Linked DNA regions of Homo sapiens: regions 1 and 3 are each linked to region 2. The links are chromatin contacts, found by Hi-C or POLR2A ChIA-PET in ENCODE. All regions are on one chromosome and are shown on one strand. The core of a region is the stretch at or near the end of the contact, and the rest is flanking DNA. Distances in the headings are between cores, read along the strand shown.

Region 1 (4,742 bases), core at 94-2,593, 140 kb before region 2:
AGGCAAAGCACACGTACTTAGTAGAATACAGTCATATATCACTTAACAATGGGAATACTTTCTGAGAAACTATGTTCTGAGAAATGCATTGTTAGGTGATTTCATCATTACCTGAACATCATAAGAGTGTACTTACAAAAACCTATATGGTAGAGCCTGCTACACACCTAGGCTATATGCTATAGCCTATTGCTTCTAGGCTACAAACCCATATAGTATGTTACTGTACTGAATACTGTAGGTGATTATAACACAATGGTATTTGTGTATCTAAACATAGAAAAGGTACAGTAAAAATACAGCATTACAACCTTATGGGACCACCATCACGTAAGTGTTCCATCATTGACCAAAATGTTGTTCTGCAGTACATGTCTATATGTTATAGTGCATAGGAGACAACCAAGACAACAATGTTTTAAAAACAATCCCTCCTGCCAAGCAGTTGGTTAAAGGACAGTTGTTACTTTGGTTTTTAACATAAATTAATTTGCTTTCTGCTTTGGCTTTAGTCTTCACACCTCCCCAGCCTTAACCCATCCATTCTTCAGCTGCTGCCATTTCCAGTGGTCTTTCTAAAACTTGATCATGTCAGGAACCCAACTCCCCCCAGCTCCCCCTCAGACTCAGAATTCTTCTGTGCTTCTCCATTTCCTTCAGGGCAATTGTCCCACTCTAGCAGGAACTCTAAGGTCTTTCTGAATGGAGCTGGCAGTAGTCTCCCCTTCCCTCCCCACACCCTGCACGGTAATCAGATGGGGCTACTTGTTCCACACATCACACTCCACCTTGCCTCTTTCTGTCACAGTTGGCTCCATCTCTTTGAAATATTGTCACCATCTCTCAGCCCTCTTAACGAACTCCTATTGATCCTTCAAAACCTATCCTGTGTGCTTTCAGCACATTCTTCCTCTTGGTTGTCACTGTTTACTTCTGTGCTTCCCCAAGAGGGCTGCCTCTTTTAGGCACCCAGGGCTTTATTTTCCTTGGGTGACCCCACCATCTGTGACTGTACAGAGAATGTGTTTGAGGGCAGCACTTCATAGGGTGATCTAGATCCTTGGTGCCCAGTTCGGCTTGATCTCCTCCTACAGGAGTAGAAAGGAGCCATTCTTTGAAAGTCAAACAGTTGTGGAAATGACTCCCTGCCAGTTTCTTAGAGAACTTAGTCATGAGTAGCATTTGTGGGTATGAGAAATACTGTTTCTGAGATACTCAAGATGAGTATCTCAGACAGCTGCGTACAGGGGAATTCTCTGAAGATTTATTAATAAAAAGTAAGGTGGCCCTTTCCCAAATGTAGTCAAGGAGACTTGGAATCAAGATTGTTAACTCTGGTATGTATTATAGTCATAACCCATCAATGCAAATCATCTGAAGTATGTAGGTCTTGCCCTTAGGCTGATGAGGCTCAGACACAAACATGTCTTGGAAAGTAAAGAGGCACAAGAAGCGGTGATATCTCACTGGCTTCTGGAAGGCTGTGTCTTGGGAAGTAGATGTGGCCATGGAATTCTGTGCTGCCTCAGAAATTTGCATAGCAAGATGTCTAGTTTCATTTTTCCCATACCTTTTAAAAAATGTCACCTTTTAAAAAATAGCTTATACCAAATTATAAACTATTTATCCATCTAAAGTCAAGCTCAAAGCATCCCAAGCAAGGAGGTATAATCATTTGGGCAATCTGACTTGGAAAGAGGGTGAACTTCCCTCCCTCCACCGTCAGCAATATCAAATCATACACACTCGTGCACTCACACCCATGCAGACATGCACAGAACTGGGCTCAAACACACATTCTCCAGGTAAACAATAGTTATTTGTGTTGTGAACCACCCCTAGAAAGCCTTTTGCTCTTACGTTCTCCAAATACTCTCTCTGATTACACACATTTTAATTTTTAAAAAATTTTGCCACATATATCTAGGGCACCCATTTATATGCATTTCTGAAAGAATTTGTGTCTTTGAGAGCACACTGTGTTATCTATGTAATAGAAATAATCTCTGTGGTTTCTAGATGGGTCTTCTTCCTTTCCTTAATAGAACATTAAGGAACATAGTGTCTGCTATGTTGAATTTGGGGCATATTAAATTAAATATTAGCCGATTAAATGGAATATCTAAAGTGATTCTTGGGATAAAGCTTGTTAGAGAATTGTGGTCTTCTACCTTACGTCGCTGCAGTCACTGGCATCCATCTCTGAATTCCATTCCCAATTCCTCTCTTAACTCTGGGCGATCATGGAATTGCTGTACATTAGTGTTTTATCATACCATTCTTTTAAGTGGGTATCTAAAACTCCATATGTCCAAAATACAACTCTTGATCCCACCAAACACACTTCTACACCCCGACACCCTCATCTGCCGGGTGGCCTAGACTCTATGGCTGCCTTCCTCCTCCTCACACCTGTCTGGCTCATTCCCACCTCCCCACTGTGGCACCGTGTATCCCTCTCTCTGAGATGTTTACCCCCAGACTTTGTGTAGCCAACTGCTGATCATTTAGGACTTGACATAAGTTCTTCCTCTTCACAGAGGCCTTACCAGTCACTCTTGATTACATTACTCTTTAATTTTCTTTATAGTACTCATCTCTCTTCGATATTTTCTTACATATTTGTTGTTTGTTATTTTCCCATCTAGATTGTAAACTGCACAAGAACAGGACCTTGCTTGCCCCACTTGGAGCAGTATCTGCCTGGCACATAGTTGGCACTCAACAGATTCTTAAAGGAGTGGGTGAATGAATGAATAAAAAAATGAAACTGGCTTTAGATTTTTTTTATGTGTTTAAAGGGCTCAAACATTATGTAAAATTGAAGACTTCTGACAGTTTAATTCATTTTTAATAAACGTAAGGTTTTTCTTTCATGTGTAAAGAATACCCTTTAATAATACTTTAGGTTTGCATTATCTGGACTCTCAGCATTTTTTAATGTGTAGGAGTCTTCAGTTTGAGGACTTTCTGAAAGGCTAACTTTAATAACATCAGACCTGCCATTTCCACAGGGCTTAGAATAAATTCCAAAATGCCAGAGAAAATTAAATGCAAAAAAGCTCCAGTTAATTAATGTTTCAGAATAAATTAATGCTTTAGGCCTGACTTTAACTGACAAGTATAGTGAATTTCAAAGTTAAAACTGCCACCCTTTCCCCACGTCTGTATTTTGTGCTGTATTCAGTCATTCCAGTTATTTATATCCTTGGGGCGGGGGGAAGGAGACATATACACGTTGAATTTTAAATTAAAGTAAGAAACACAATTACACTGATTATTCTTAGGGGAAAGGGTTTTAGCATTCCTCATAACTCTCTTTAGTTATGCGATAATTCCAAAATTTTCAGAGTTGAGAATGGGTCCTAAATATCTTTACTTGTCCCCAAGATGCTGTAACATACTGAAAAGAAAGGAAGCTAACATTTATGTGTGTAGTGTGTTCCAGGGACTATCTTAGCTTCATATATCTCAGTAAGTCAGTTATAATATTGGTATTTGCATGGGGCAGGGGAGGCACATTTTCATCTTGTCTGATTAATTTCTTACTTATTCTTGGATCTTAGACCATAGAAAAGAATTGGCAAAAACATGTTACACTTCTTTCTGACTTTTTCTTCTTCCTTGTCTTCCCTCTGTCACTTCCTGAACCTCAGTTTCCCCGGTTGCAAGATAAATACATCTATCTCATAAGACTGAAATAATAAGGGGTGTGTGTGTGTGTTTGTATGCACGTGCGCATGTGCGTGTGTTCCCAATATGGTAGCTAATACCAAAGCATTTTTTAAAACATTAGAATGTTCTTGGAGGAGCCCTGCACCAAGGAGGGCTAAGTAAGTCTCCAAGGTCTCTTTAAACCTTAAGATGCTATGAGCTTACGTTCCATATGCAGAGCAATCATGAATCTTTTTAAATTTAGCATGCTTTGCCTCTAATTTGCCACTCTTTATTAATTTGTTAACACAAATATTTTAGTATGCAGGTCTAATCAATGTGCTAAGCATTAAAGTTGTAGAGATAAAAGATAATACCTGCTTACATTCTGCTTTGTTCCACAAAAGAATTTGAGGTAGAGATAAAAGGAACAGTTCATACCTCATCATGAGCATGGTTTTTTGTACAATACTTTATACCAAGCATGGACAGTGAAGCTGAATATGTACTAAACTACCGATATGTTCAGCAAATCTTTTGCTTTAAATAAATTTGTATCTTTTTTGTAGTTTCCTACTTTCTTATAAAAGTCATATGGAAAGGAAAAGCTTCAGCTCATCTGGAATTCTGTTTGGTTGGGTTTTGACTTTCAGTTAATCAAGGATTTGCTGGAGTTATGGGGTGTGTGCATGCTTCTTTTTTTGGAATTTTAGTTATGTGATATTTGCAAGTAATTCTTGGGAACAAGAGTTTCAAACCTGAATGTTCACAAGAAATAACAATATTATAAAAAGCAGATGTTAAACAGTTTTGTTTAAATAAAAAGGAAGATTATCTCTAATATTTGTAAATGCTTGAAAGAAAACAACAAATTCCGTAGTAGAATTTTTATCTTGTCTTCCTTTCTTTAGTTCAGTTATGTAAACAAAATTATATGAATCATGTACTTAACAAGTTCAAGTCTACTTTGGATTTATAGTGTCAGAATCATAAAACCCTGAAAAATGAGCTTATATCTACTAGTTATGCTAATACAAGCACAGTGAGAAGCTATTTGCCACAATCATTCCCCCATCCCAAAGTTTATA
Region 2 (4,271 bases), core at 623-3,122:
GTCTCGCTCTGTCGCCCAGGCTGGAGTGCAGTGGCGCGATCTCGGCTCACTGCAGGCTCCGCCTCCCAGGTTCACGCCATTCTCCTGCCTCAGCCTCCTGAGTAGCTGGGACTACAGGCACATGCTGCCATGCCTGGCTAATTTTTTGTATTTTTAGTAGAGATGGGGTTTCACTGTGTTAGCCAAGATGGTCTCGATCTCCTGACCTTGTGATCTGCCCATCTCGGCCTCCCAAAGTGCTGGGATTACAGGCGTGAGCCACCGTGCCCAGCATGTTAATCACTTCTTTTATGAACCAGGAACCTGACATTTGTTAAGCACGAAGTGTCAGGCCCTGTTCTAAGTGCTTTATGAATATTAACTTACTTAATCCTCACCACAACCCTTGGTCGGACCTGTCATTGTCACCATTTATAGATGAGAAAATGGCAGCACCGAAAGGCTAGGTAGGTAACTTGCCCAATGTCATCACACAGCTAGCAGGGCATGGATCAGGGATTTGAATCTAGACAGTCTACCTCCAAAGCCCACCCTCTTAACTGCTACACTAATATATTCAGACTCCAGACCATGACCTCCCAGGGGGTCAAGAAGTCAATGTGGTGGTCATGACCATCATATTTTGTTAAAATGAAATAGAACAGGAAAATGACAGAGTATATCACATGTAGTAAAGATTGTTTTGTGAAATTTCTGTTTCAGATATTTATATTAAAATGTCTTGTCCTTGAGTCCAGAAATGTTTCATTATTCATAATTTTTTAGATTTCATAAAGATAATATAGTAGAAATACTTCATATTACATAATACCCCCATTAGGGTCTGGGGCAGCCCCATATAATCACGTACATTAATATTTATACAGTGAAACACATGAATATTTTCAGTAAATACAATAAAATCTGTAAGTAGCCTTTCACCCAGTCAGGTTAGTTTGCCTTCCAATGATGTTTTAGTGCCAAACTTTATTTTTAAAAAATTTCAGGTTTCAGAGCTTTGGAGATCTCAAAATTGCAGGTTGCAGGCCTATTTATACATGTGAGCGCACCAGGTCGCACCGTGAGATACGTTTCTTATAATGGGTTGAAGTCAAAACAAAGTTTGAAAAATACTGCACAGTGCTATTGCTGGAATCATTCACTGTTAGAACTGGGAAGGACCCTAGCAGTGATGTATTCCATATATCCATAAAACCAAATCTCAATTTTAACAGGTAGAAAAACTAGGACCACAAAAGTGAATACAGTGACTCCCGGAGGCCACCAGTTTCTTTGCCCCAGAACAAGCCTCCTGGCGACATGCAGTGCAGGCCTCTGGACCATGTGTCCTCTCCAGAGTCTCATAATCACAGCCACATCACACCACACATCTTGGAGTTTTCAGTTTTTTCTGAGACTGCAGTTTCAAGTGGTCACTTCAGTTTCTGAGTTCTCTGATCCAGTGAAAGCCAAGTGATTTTTTTCCCCAGCAGGTCACTTAGACTCAGGTGTTTTGGCCATGGAGTGAGGTGGCAATGGAGTCTCTGCCCAGGTTCCAGCAAATAGTGTACATTTCCTGAGTTTGTGGTTGAAACTAGTCTCCCTGGACCAGCAGTTGACATTTTCCCCCTGTGGAGTTATATTCATGTTTCCACGTTGAGCATGTCAGACTGAATGAACATTGTGGTCTGAGGATTTAAAAGATTTATAATGGAGTCTTGAAAATTTACTTAAGGAATATGTACTTCCCCTAGCAATAACAAATATTGCTACAAATGACCATATTAAATTAAAGTAACTTAGACATTTCTGATTTGTAGGGAAGTTGAAATTAATCTTACAGCAGTTTCAGTTTCAAAATGAAAACACTGCTTTGCCTGACCGCAGATTTTCAGGCTGTTAGTCAACAGTGAGTGAAAGAGTCTCAAGTGACTTTTTTTCTTTAAGAAATATTCAGTGTTCTCTACGTGTAGAAAAATGTTAGAAGGAAAAACCCTAAAATATCAACCATAGTTTTATCTGGGTAATACGTCTCTTAGAAAAAAAAAAAAAAAGTTTTTACACAGGAAACATCAAAAATTCTTTTCATAAGCTGAATGGTAGGTACACGGATTTCTATTTTATTAAAATCTTTATGTGTGGAAATGTATATATTGATTTGCATATATATTCCATAATTTTAAAAAATACCTTTATTTCATTTCTTTTCCTAACCTGTGTGTTGGTCAATTAAAAAACTTTTTAAACATAAGTCACAAATCCATAAAAAATGTTCTGTAAATGTTCTTTACTGAGATATATTACTTTTTACAATTTTAAAAAAGAAGACTTTCTTATTCATTCTTCGTTCCTTCCCTGATTAATTCCTTTAGTGAGTAGGCAAGAAGCCCGGTTCAAATGCTTTTTTTTCCCCACATTAAAAAATAATAATCACTAGAAGGTGTACTGGCAAATGTTGAACTGACTTGGGGAGGAAAAAAGTCTCAATTTGTGTTATTGCCAGTTTCTGTGGTGTAAATACTCCTGCCATAGCCAATTTCAAGCTACCCACATGTTACTGAACACAGAGTAGGTTACTTTGCATTATACAGAATATAGTTATAAATAATTCTACCAAATAGATAAAATGTTAATGTAAATAACAAGAATATAGATAATATTAAAATTCAATAAAATAAGTGATGAGCCTTGAGTTAAATATCCTTGTTTTTAACAAAGCACTTGATTTAATTATTTACGTCATTTAGTTTTTAATAACGGCTGTGTTTAACAACAGACTCACCAAATCCCTGAAAATTTAAGTCAGCTTTCACAACCCAGTATGAGCCAGCTCCAGCACACGGCGGCTGCCAGATCAGAGCAGTGTCACCATTGCAAAGCAGAGAGAATTCTGGGAGGTGGGCACAGCCAGCCTTTCCCAGATCGTAGCCCAGTGGGGCTACAATTCCAGAGACCTCCCCTGCCACAACCGGGGAGCCCAGTGGTCCCACACAGCAGGATGGACTGACATTGAGAGGATGAGCCTTTTGTTCTCCCAGCTGCCCACTGCCCCCATGTAAACCGCCAGAGGAGTTCTCACTGCATTTCCCCAGTCCCCATGCTCCAGCTCCCTGAACACTTTCAACTGTGAAAACCATGACAGCATCCCCAGGCTTGACTGGGCCCTGATGCCAGCTCTGCCACTATCCTAAATGACCTCAAACAGGTCACACCACCTCAGTTCACAGTTACTGTAACAAATGAGGGGGCTGGACCTGATGATCTGACTTAACCAAGGTTCCTTCCTGCTCTAAAACCCAAGTGAGTCAGGCGCAGTGGCTCACACCTATAATCCTAACACTTTGGGTGGGAGGATTGCTTGAGCCCAGGAGTTTGAAACCAGCCTGGGCAACATAGAGAGACCCCATCTCTACAAAAAATCCAAAAATTACCTGGGCATGGGGGGGCGTGCCTGTAGTCTCAGCTACTTGGGAGGCTGAGGCAAGAAGATTGCTTGAGCCCAGGAGGTTGGTGCTTCGGTGCACTGTAATCACACCACTGCACACCAGCCTGGGTGACAGCGAGACCCTGTCTCCAAAAAAATATCCACATCAGCCGTGATTACTGAGGGCTTCAGAAAGATCACCAGTGGTGTCCAGACTCATTGAGGAAAGCTTAGGCCACTGAGTCACATGACTTGCTTAACCTGAACTCAGCCTTGGCAACACGGTTAATCTTTCCAGACCTGATATTTGGTGAAACAGGGAACATAGTCCTCATTTGTTGGCCAGAATCACAGCCTTTGCTGTGCCTCCTTGGCTTCTCTAGACACTTTTGTCTCCCCAAATGGCTCCTTGCCACTAGGAATCTGCCCACCTTTTGACAGACAGCTGTGCTGATGGAACATTGCTCAAAAACTTGAGAATTTACTTACTAAATTAAGTCTCAGAAAATGGGTTAAGTCATGGTTAATGAAGGGAGGAGGAAGAGGAGCAGCATGCTAGTGCAGGGGAGACACGGGCCCTTTTTAACCAGGGTTCCCACAGCGTTTGTGTGGCATTCCTGTGTGTGTTTGTGGGGGCGGGTGGTGTGGGTGTGTGTGTGTATGGTTGTCACTAGAACAAATTGTGCAGCTGTGTACCTTGGTATGTCAAGGTTACCATGATTTATAGGTTGTATGTCCAAGTTCACAACACCAAGAGAGGAGGGAGAACTGCAGGAGGAAGTCTTAGCGACAGGGCTTTAAGAATGTGTTTCATGTTTAATGCTTTTAACATGGGTGCCTTGTTCTTGCTTCTAGAAAGCACTATAGA
Region 3 (4,499 bases), core at 1,924-4,423, 200 kb after region 2:
TCATGGTTAGAAATCCAGAAACCAACGGATAGAGCATTGTTTATTCTGGAAGATAAGATAATCCCTTATTTGCGTTTATTAATGAGGAGCCTCCCTGACCTTAACAGAATACAAAGAAAGATGGCACGCCAAATTCGGGTTTCATTCAATAAAATTGTACCTTCCTATCAACCTACCAAGAGCTATTTTCAGCATTTTCCTTAGAACAAAACAGTTAATGAATAGCAAACCAAAAGGGAAGGTTGACTGGTCACTGTGTATTGTAAAGTGTAGACAAACATCTTTTGTTTTGCTATTGTTAATGATAAACATGATAATGTGCATCTTAATCAAATTTAAAATGTGGGCATTTGAATATTTTTAATTAGAAGGACTAGTGCACAGTGCCACCTTTAGTCAAATCTAGAGTTCCCGTTTCAGGCTTAAATAATAAATGTGGGCATTATTACCTTTTACAATACACCATTGATAGAACACCAACTTTAAAGCCAATTAAAGGTTGGCAATCTTCCTACCATTGGCAAAGTAACACTTGTTAACAGTTCCCCTTGTGACACGTTTCAGCGTAATCACTGATTTCTGGAAACCTTATTTAGCACTTACGGATATTTTGAAATCTCTAATGAGTTTCTTTTTATAGACATTTTTACGTTTTACTCTAATTTTTTAAAGGTGTTCAGGTAGTTTAATTTTATACGCTCAGATGTGCATGTACCCAGATATTTATATGTGAAAGATAAAATGTCAGAATATGTAGAACTATACTCTATAAATAATAGTTTACTCATAATGCGCAGATTTTAATGGTTCCATTTTTGAAATAGAATTGTGCCCAAATTCATTCAGAAAAATCTCACATTAGAATCTAAATATGCAGAAATTGTTGTTTAATAAACTACAAGTTCTTGTAATTTAAAAACAAATTTTAAAAACTGGTTTGAATAAGTAAATTCTTTCACAGTTATTTACTTGAAATAAAAATGTTGTGGAGGCTAGTAAAGTCTTTTTTCATTTCACATGGAAATAATTTGATAAGCTTGGCAAAGATGTGAGAAACATAAAAATGAGCTAAGAAAATTCAAGTTATTTCAGCCTTGAGTTACTAACACCAAACAGAGAACTAGTTTTCACCAATTAAAGAGCAGTTTGATTATACGCCATGTAAAATGCTAATGCAGAAATGAACAATAGCTATTTCTCATTTAAATTTAGTCATCTGGAATGCTTCAAGTAGATAACATTAATGCAAGATGATACAATGCATCCAGATATTGGCAGTAGATTGATTTAAGTAGACATAAATGATCTTTAAAAAATCAGCAACCTTCAGAAGCTGCTTACATCACTTTTGCTTTATTTATGTAATGTAGTCACACATTAATTAGCAATACTGTACAAGAATAGAAAATCATAATTTAGGCCAGGCATGGTGGCTTACGCCTGAAATCCCAGCACTTTGGGAGGCCAAGGCAGGCAGATCACTTGAGGTGAGGAGTTTGAGACCAGCCTGGCCAATATGGCGAAACCCCATCTCTACTAAAAATACAAAAAAATTAGCTGGGTGTGGTGGCACGTGCCTGTAGTCCCAGCTTCTAGGGAGGCTGAGGCATGAGAATCGCTTGAACCGGGGAAACAGAGGTTGCAGTGAGCAAAGATTGTGCCAGTGCACTCCAGCTAGGCAACAGAGGGAGACTGTCTCAAAAAAGAAGAAAGGAAAGAAAGAAAGGAAAGAAAGAAAGAGAAAGAAAGAAAATCATAATTTAACATATCTTTATCTTAGCCATCTATTCCTTGACCCACAAGGTCAAGCTTATGTCAGGACTAAATATCAATATAAACATTCAATTGCCCTCCTTTTTAAAAAGAACTCAACTGTTATTGTTGCAAGCTTAATTAAATACAAATTATTTAATTTGATTTAATAAACAGAAAATTATTCCAAAGAAGTGTACTTGGTATTTAGGGATGTGTTTTTTAAAAATTTAGAGCAAGACACAATTGAAAAGTTTGCAAGTAATGTCGATAATGGTGAAAAATCAGATACAACCTGATTTTTGTAAATAAAAATTAAGGTTTGCTTAAATATTTTTTTCACTTGGTATGGCAGGGACTGTTAGTTGCCTACCCATATCCATTCACCTTTATTTCTTAGTAAAAGCCTTATTTCTTGCTGGGTGGCCATGTATCCAGCAAAAAGACTACATTTTCCAGCTGTCCTTAGAGTTAAGTGTAGTCCCATCACTAAGTTCTGGCTAATGAGATGAAAGCAGAGCTGGGCTTCTGCGAAGTCTCCCTCTAGAGAGCTGATTCAGCCCAAAGGGGAGACTTCTTTGCACCCCTTTTGCTGATGTTGAACTTCAACAGTCAGCTTGGACCATGAAGTGACCTTGAGGTTGGAGACCCTCATATGAAGGAGGAAAAAGATAAAGAAGACCAAATCCTGGAAGATTTGGAGTGTGCAGTCATACAAGGACCTCTGCTCAGAAGGGCCTCACATGTGGTTCAATGCTCTATTATTGCTACCTTGAAACTTTTAATAACTGTCATCTTTGATGTTATATTTTTTGGTTTTGTTTTGTTTTTTGAGACTGGATTTCCCTCTATGGCCCAGGCTGCAGTGCAGTCTCACTGCAGCCTCTGCCTCCTGAGCTCAAGTGATCCTCTCTCCTCAGCCTCCAAAGTAGCTGGGACTACAGGCATGTGCGTCCACGTCCGTTTGTTTTGTTTTGTTTTATTTTTATTTTTTTATTTCTTGAAGACACAGGGTTTTGCCACATTGCCCAGGCTGGTCTCAAACACCTGAGCTCAAGTGATCTGCCTGCCTTGGCCTCCCAAAGTGCTGTGATTGCAGGCATGAGTCACCACACCGAGCCTGAGGTTGTGCTTTCTACATAAAGTCTAGTAGAACAAGGAAGCATGTGTGTGAAAAGAGAAGTTACACACAATCAGCACGTCTGCTGTTTCTTGTTGCCCTATTTGCATGTAGTCTCATGAGCTCTGAATTCCGGAGGCCCCACAATGAGTGAGAGTTCAATGAGACTCAGAGTGTACAAGGAAAATGTGTTAGATCTATGACTAATTAATTGGAGTACTGATGGCCCCAAGAGGCCACACTTTCCATCTGAACTAGAACTTGCTATGCAGAAAGAAGGCAGTGGCATTTCTAGGAACATAAACAATCAAGGAATCCTGTTGTGTCATTTCTTACTTATGTTACTTCCCTGTAGTAGTCAACAACTTACCCTGAAAATAATAACATAGAAGGAAAAGGGAAGTTAGACAGCCCATAGTTCCTTTTAATTTCAGTCCTTCCTTACTTATCAGTAAGCCAAAGGTAGAAAGTGTTGGTAGAAGCTGCTTGTATCAAGAAGTGAAATAAAAACAGTTAATTTCATTTTGTGCAACATTTTCATTCTTCTGGTTAAGAACAAAGTACAAATGCACACACATATTATAAAATATGAATTATGTGATTTCGGTGATCTCATGTACACACATTAAATGTTCTTATATTTGCATTTAAAACTAGCATTGCTTAATATAAAGATGAAGGGTAAAATTCATGCTATCAATTTACGTTTTTACGTATTTTTTGTTACTTAGATCAACAATAGGAAATTTTAAAAAAACACCAGGGCAAGTCAAGAGAGAGGTCCCAGTAGAAAAGAAAAATCTTTATATTTCAGTACTCTTTTTTTGTTTGTTTGCAACCTCCGCCTCTCAGGCTCAAGCGATTGTGCTGCCTCAGCCTCCCAAGTAGCTGGGATTACAGGCACCTGCCATCATGCCCAGCTAATTTTTGTATTTTTGTAGAGACGGGCTTTCACCATGTTCGCCAGGCCGGTCTTGAACTCCTGACCTCAGGTGATCTGCCCGCCTAGGCCTCCCAAAGTGCCGGGATTACAGGCATGAGCCACCACGCTCAGCCTATGTTTCAGTACTCTTAATGAAACACTTTTTAAATTTTTGAACAGGGGCCCCCACATTTTCATTTTGCACTGGGCCCCACAATTACAGTCAGCCTTGACGTCAAGGAACCACCACACCATCCCTAAACTGCCTGCTTTTGTGTTTAAATCACCGTTTCATTTTAGTCAAATATAATCCTTGCCCTTACAGTGTGCAGTATAGTCACTACACTGCTGCTAAAGAAAGATGTTTGAGGCCGGGCGCGGTGGCTCACGCCTGTAATCCCAGCACTTTGGGAGGCTGAGGCAGGCGGATCATGAGGTCAGAAGATCGAGATCATCCTGGCTAACACAGTGAAACCCCGTCTCTACTAAAAATACAAAAAATTAGCTGGGTGTGGTGGCGGGCGCCTGTAGTCCCAGCTACTCCGGAGGCTGAGGCAGGAGAATGGCATGAACCCGGGAGGCGGAGCTTACAGTGAGCCGAGATTGCGCCACTGCACTCCAGCCTGGGCGACAGAGCGAGACTCCATCTCAAAAAAAAAAGATATTTGATTTTTTGGAAAACCTTTGTTGGGTTTCAAAAACAGT

Evidence for each region. A loop is a pair of places that touch in the nucleus more often than their neighbours do. ChIA-PET counts read pairs that join two places held with the same protein, here RNA polymerase II (POLR2A). Pooled maps may share reads with other maps.
Region 1: a pooled map shows a loop between it and region 2 (7-fold over the local background). The contact joins two enhancer-like sites. A Hi-C loop is called at or near these places in 4 of 37 single-sample maps with no recorded cell type and 11 of 50 pooled maps.
Region 3: a pooled map shows a loop between it and region 2 (2.0-fold over the local background). The contact joins two enhancer-like sites. A Hi-C loop is called at or near these places in 1 of 168 maps with a recorded cell type or tissue (GM12878), 2 of 37 single-sample maps with no recorded cell type and 3 of 50 pooled maps. POLR2A ChIA-PET finds 5 or more read pairs at or near these places in 1 of 52 experiments (OCI-LY7).

The regions. Positions count from the first base shown.
Region 1 is chr7:28,038,257-28,042,998 of GRCh38, reverse strand. The region is part of intron 1 of JAZF1 (JAZF zinc finger 1); the gene reads left to right. All of the region lies in intron 2 of LOC105375208 (a long non-coding RNA gene), which reads right to left. Among named protein-coding and RNA genes, the nearest start is that of JAZF1-AS1, 140 kb to the left of the region's middle. Within about 2 kb of position 1,343, at least 4 of the 41 ENCODE cell types and tissues checked have a DNase peak (open chromatin) inside an H3K27ac peak, as active enhancers do.
Region 2 is chr7:27,898,737-27,903,007 of GRCh38, reverse strand. The region is part of intron 2 of JAZF1 (JAZF zinc finger 1); the gene reads left to right. Among named protein-coding and RNA genes, the nearest start is that of TAX1BP1-AS1, 160 kb to the right of the region's middle. Within about 2 kb of position 1,872, at least 9 of the 41 ENCODE cell types and tissues checked have a DNase peak (open chromatin) inside an H3K27ac peak, as active enhancers do; they include OCI-LY7, where a contact is called at or near this core.
Region 3 is chr7:27,696,710-27,701,208 of GRCh38, reverse strand. All of the region lies in intron 2 of LOC105375211 (a long non-coding RNA gene), which reads right to left. Among named protein-coding and RNA genes, the nearest start is that of HIBADH, 36 kb to the right of the region's middle. Within about 2 kb of position 3,173, at least 11 of the 41 ENCODE cell types and tissues checked have a DNase peak (open chromatin) inside an H3K27ac peak, as active enhancers do; they include OCI-LY7, where a contact is called at or near this core.